2 separate regions of the Mus musculus genome follow, and region 2 is linked to region 1. The links are chromatin contacts, found by Hi-C or POLR2A ChIA-PET in ENCODE. All regions are on one chromosome and are shown on one strand. The core of a region is the stretch at or near the end of the contact, and the rest is flanking DNA. Distances in the headings are between cores, read along the strand shown.

Evidence for each region. A loop is a pair of places that touch in the nucleus more often than their neighbours do. ChIA-PET counts read pairs that join two places held with the same protein, here RNA polymerase II (POLR2A).
Region 2: a map of v-Abl transformed pro-B cells shows a loop between it and region 1 (2.3-fold over the local background). The contact joins two enhancer-like sites. A Hi-C loop is called at or near these places in 1 of 37 maps with a recorded cell type or tissue (v-Abl transformed pro-B cells). POLR2A ChIA-PET finds 5 or more read pairs at or near these places in 1 of 5 experiments (Patski).

What each region holds. Positions count from the first base shown.
Region 1 is chr12:75,396,077-75,398,610 of GRCm38, forward strand. The region is part of intron 4 of Rhoj (ras homolog family member J); the gene reads left to right. Among named protein-coding and RNA genes, the nearest start is that of Gm34613, 19 kb to the right of the region's middle. Within about 2 kb of position 1,269, at least 1 of the 3 ENCODE cell types and tissues checked has a DNase peak (open chromatin) inside an H3K27ac peak, as active enhancers do.
Region 2 is chr12:75,647,572-75,650,105 of GRCm38, forward strand. All of the region lies in intron 1 of Wdr89 (WD repeat domain 89), which reads right to left. Among named protein-coding and RNA genes, the nearest start is that of Wdr89, 21 kb to the right of the region's middle. Within about 2 kb of position 1,272, at least 1 of the 3 ENCODE cell types and tissues checked has a DNase peak (open chromatin) inside an H3K27ac peak, as active enhancers do.

The DNA.
Region 1 (2,534 bases), core at 19-2,518:
TCCTTTTGCAAAGACTTCTAGGAACAGTAGAGCAGAGTGGTTCCCTCCCCTGGTTTGAGAGATGGATGCACCTTGTCTCCCCAAGTTCTTTGGGCCTGTTGGCACAAGTCTTACTTCCTTGGATTCCTGTGGCACCACCATGAACTAACATACCAAAAGTTCCGGCTCTGCAGGCTATCCCTGTTGGCCTGTTTGCCCTCAGGCTTGCCTGCAGCTGGGAAGACATTTGCCTCTGTTCCTTCTAGCCACTGTTTTGTTTTTTTGTTTGTTTGTTTGTTTGGGTTTTCAGAACATTCTCATGTAGCCCAAGCTGGCCTTGAACTCTACATATGTCTAAGGATAACCTTGATCCTTTTGCCTCTACCTCTTGCTGGTATCAGCACATCTGATTTTATACAGAGCTGAGACTCAAAGTCTAGGCTTTGTCCGTTGCAGGCAAGAGTGCGGCCAGCCTGGCTCCAGTCCCCAACCCTTCTAGATACTACTGTGCTTCTTCAGTGCACCCCACCCCAGTCAAAGGAAGAGGAAAGTATTAGCTTGCTGTTTCTCTTGATTTGGCCTGTTACAAGTTGGCTTGTTTTCATTTCTTCCCATCAGATTTTGTATGCTGTGTACCGCTGTGGCATATCTCCCAGTCCTGGGAACAATGCACCCTAAGTGTTGTAAGAAACTAACAGAAAGGTGTTCTGTCTGCAGCCTCAATCTCTCCTTTGTTTTGTCTTACTTCCTTGAAAGGTGTCAGTTTGGTCAAGCCTGCTGCAGATTGCACACATGTGTGCCTAACTGAGGAGTCTCTGAGCTTTTGCAGATGGGTCCTAAATACTTAGCTGAGTAAGTCATTTGACTCCGAGGACCCGGGAAGGGCACCACTGTAAACAATAAAGGCTGTGTTTCCTTGACATAATTTTCCTTTTCAATCTTTGGTGACCCTAATGAATTTTTTTTGAGCATTCTTTTTAACATGACTGTGCCCTTTCCCTGAACCAGGACAAACTCTCCTCTCTGACCCCCTGAGCACGTAGAGCTTGACAAAACAATCGCCTCAGAACTGGGCTCTGTGTGTCTCTCACACGGAACATCCCAAATCACACCCAAGATCCGTTGGCTACTTTTCCTGGAACGATCAGCACACCCAAATGTTATGTTAACCTCCTCACACAACAATGCCTTTATGGACTGTCTCGTTATCTTTCCCCTTGTCAGAATTGGAAGAGACAAGTTTGGGCTCCTCCTGCCTCATTCAGAGGCCCGGGCTGGCAGGCTGACAGGCTAATATGCTAAAGCACTGTGGGTTGGCAGCACTGTGGGGAGGGAGGCAGCAAGTCCCCACTCATCTCTCAGGGTCCCAGAGTGAATGAACAGGAGTCAGCCAAACTCCTGGAATTTTCAGAATCCATCTGGAGCTTTGGAATTATTCGTGAGAAGTTTGTCCAAAGGCAATAGCCTACCGCACTTTCTAAGGCTTTCTCCCCCACTCTGCATAACGGACAGAGCCATCACACTACAAGCAAGCATTACAAGCAAGCACATTCATTTACTTGCTGTGCTTTTTATATGTGTGCGTGTCAACTTCCAAAGGCAGCAGGTGACATCTCATGTCATTGTTAGGGAAAAAAAATTCCCCACCCCCCTTTTCTTCTCTCTCATATCCTGTTTTTAATAAGTTTTTGACGTTTTCTCCAAATCTAAAGGCCAAACCATTGTCAAAACAAAGTCCATAAAGTAGATTTTCATCATGCACGGATGGCTTCAATTCCTGGCCTTTGATATTTCCCATTGACTTATAAAATAGCCATTCTTGTCAGAAAAGAACACTTACCAAAAAAGGACTTGCTGTCTGTAGGAAGAATTTTGAAATAAATTTCAGGATGTGATCAAAACAATTTCATTCGATACTGAGTCTTTATATATGTGGCCTTTCAACAATCCCATTTCGGGGACTGTTAGCTCAGCCAACTTGTTGCTGGGCTGGGTATAAAGGTCATAGAATAAGAAAAACAATGCACCTCAAGGGATGGGAAGAGGGCTTGTCATGTAAGAGTACCTGTTCTACAAACATAAGGTCCTGGGTTCAAATCCTCAGCACCCACAAAGAAGCCAGTAACCCTAGCATCAGAGTCGAGACAGGCAGATCCCAAGAGCTCACTAGCCAACCAGTGCAATCAAAGCTGCATGCTCCAGGTTTAGTGAGACCTTGCCTCAAGGGAACAGGACAGAGAGTGACGGAGCAGGATACTTGATATCCTCCTCTGATACACACACACACACACACAAAACACACACACAAAACACTCACTTGCACACACGCATACACACACTCTCATACATGCACACACAAATACATTCTGACATACATATACACTCACACTCTCACACAGGTATATACACATTCACATACACACATTCTCACACACACATACACATGTTCATATACATATACTCACACATACATTCACATACTTTCTCTCACACACTAACACACACATTCACACACACACATGCACACAAACACAAGTGTCTCACACACTCATACA
Region 2 (2,534 bases), core at 22-2,521, 250 kb after region 1:
GAGAGAGAGAAAAAAAGACAGGAAAATTAAGAACTATTCCCTCTTACAAGTCTGGATACACAAATGTTAACATTATTTTAAAAGCCAGCTACAGGATACATGTAACAAATAACATGTTATAGTTAGAAACTGATAAGCTGCAAGAACACCAAATCTATCCAACTTCTAAAGAATTACCCTATTGAGCTGGAGAGATAGATGGCTTAGGGTTTATGAGCACGGATTGTTCTTCCAGAGGTCCTGAGTTCAATTCCCAGCAACTACATGGTGGCTCACAACCATCTGTTGCCCTCTTCTGGTGAGTCTGAAGACAGCTACAGTGAAGTCACATAGATTAAATAAATAAACCTTTTAAAAAAATTACTCTGTTGAAGAACTGAAAAACAAAGGTGGTGGCATACACCTATAGTTCTAGCTACTCAGGAGAATGAGGCAACACGGTGCCTTGAGTGGATGTGTTCAGGGCCAGCCTCAGCAACATAGTGAAAGAGCAGGAGAACGCTAGAACACCACACCCCCCCAGCCTCGTGGACAGGGAAGCAACACAGACAACTAATTCTAAGAGTAAAACTACTCAGTGCTGGTTTTTAACAGCCATTGATGAAGTGGCAGCGGCCATAATCAAGTGCAATCCTTTTGTGACTTCTCACTACAGAACCAGAAACATCACGTCAATGTGCCCCTCACGTTCGGAAGACGATCATGTCTTCCCTCTTTCCAAAGAGCTGAGACAGAAGTATCATGTTTGAGCTACACTCAGCTTTCATTAAAGACTGCTTAAGTGAAAAGAAAAAACGAAAAACCTCAGTGTTGCGTATTGTAAAAATTAGAAGAAGAAAGAAAGGCAGGAAATTGTCTAGACTAACTGGTGAGTTGAACGGCTTTGATCTAAGATGGCATTTGAGAGCCGAATGAAAGGAAGGGGGCGCTAGACTCCGTGCAGCACGGGTCTCCTGGGCAAGCCAGGTCTGGAGGCACGGAAGGACCTGGTGCTGCGGACTCAGCTGCCCGCCTGGGCTACCGAGTATGTTCAAGGCCATCTTGGACCTCTTATACATATCCTGTAAAAAATAAAAAAACCAAGCAAACCTGGGGATAAACCTCAGCGGTACGGCACTTTCTGGACACCAGATCCAGATCCAATCACCGGTGGGGAGAAACAGGGATAGGGAAACTGAGTCTTAGGCGGAGATGGGGTGTGGAGGCTGTACGGCTGAAGCGGAGACAGGGAGACAGAGCTGGGCGTGGTCTACACACTGCAATCTGGCACTTGGGGAGTGCAGGCAGGAGGACCTCAAGCTGGAGTCTAGTCTGGATACACAAATTTGTGGCCAGTCTCAGCTGTATGTGTAATAAGATCTAGTCTTAAGAAAAAAAAATTGAAAATAATTCAGGGAAGGAAGGTGAGGCAGATTTAGAAAAAAATAAAAAAGCACGGTGTAACGAAAGGTTAAAGAGGTAGCCTGATTTAGGTAAGAGCTTTGTGGACCAGAGCTGGAGCTGTAGAACTGGACGGAGTACCAATGAGGATGGCAAAGAAGAGACACAGAAGGCACGAGCATTTTAAGACTAAAATTCAAGAAGCTGGGGACGGAGGGAAGGTGCTAGGGGTCCAACAGAGGCTCGTAGTGCATCCGGTTTCTCCACAGCAACCAGAGCACACACCTGTGTGTGTGTGTGTGTGTGTGTGTGTGTGTGTGTAAAATCACCCCCCCCCCCCACCTCCCGCAAAGAAATCCTGAGAATGATTCCCGGCTCCACGAGTAGACAGCAAGGCCTGTACCATCACAGGAAAAGAGCACACAGAAAGAAACCTGCTTGCCTAAGGCAGCCAGGGCCTGATAGAACTCAGAATAGGACAGGGACAATGAGAAAACTCTCCAGCATCTCAGGCCTGACATTGTGTGCGAGATGGAAATAGCCCACAGCTCAAAGAATCTGGTCTATAGTAGACTTAGGTAACCATAGCAACAGCAAAGCCCAAACCTGATTAGACTTCCCAGTCTGACAGAGTACTTACAAGTGTTCATTCCCCAGGGTAAATACTCTCATTACTTTACACAGCGACCAGAACTCGCTTTTAAAGAGAAACCGAGTCTTAGGTGACAGCTCAGGCCTCTGATCCCTGAACTTCGGAGCAGAGGCAGGAGGATCGGGAGTTCAAGGACAGCTAGCTGTCTTCGTTGCTCTTTTTTTTTTTATTACTGTAAAAAGACATCATAACCAGTACAGCTCATAGAAGAAAGTGTTTATTATGGGGCTTACATGTGGAGGGGGAGCCTACTATCATCATTGTGGGAACTGGAAGGAAGGTGTGGCACTAGGGCAGAGGCTGAGAGCTTGGCCCACAAGTACTAGGAAGAAAGAGAGCTAACTGGAGATGGCACCCCCTGAGGTCCCACCCCTAGTGACACACCTCCTCCAACAAGGCCACACTTCTAATACTTCCAGCAAATATGGAGCAAGCATCAAAATATATGAGCCAATAGGGCCATTCTCATTTAAACCACAACTGGGCAAGCTTGGCTATCTAT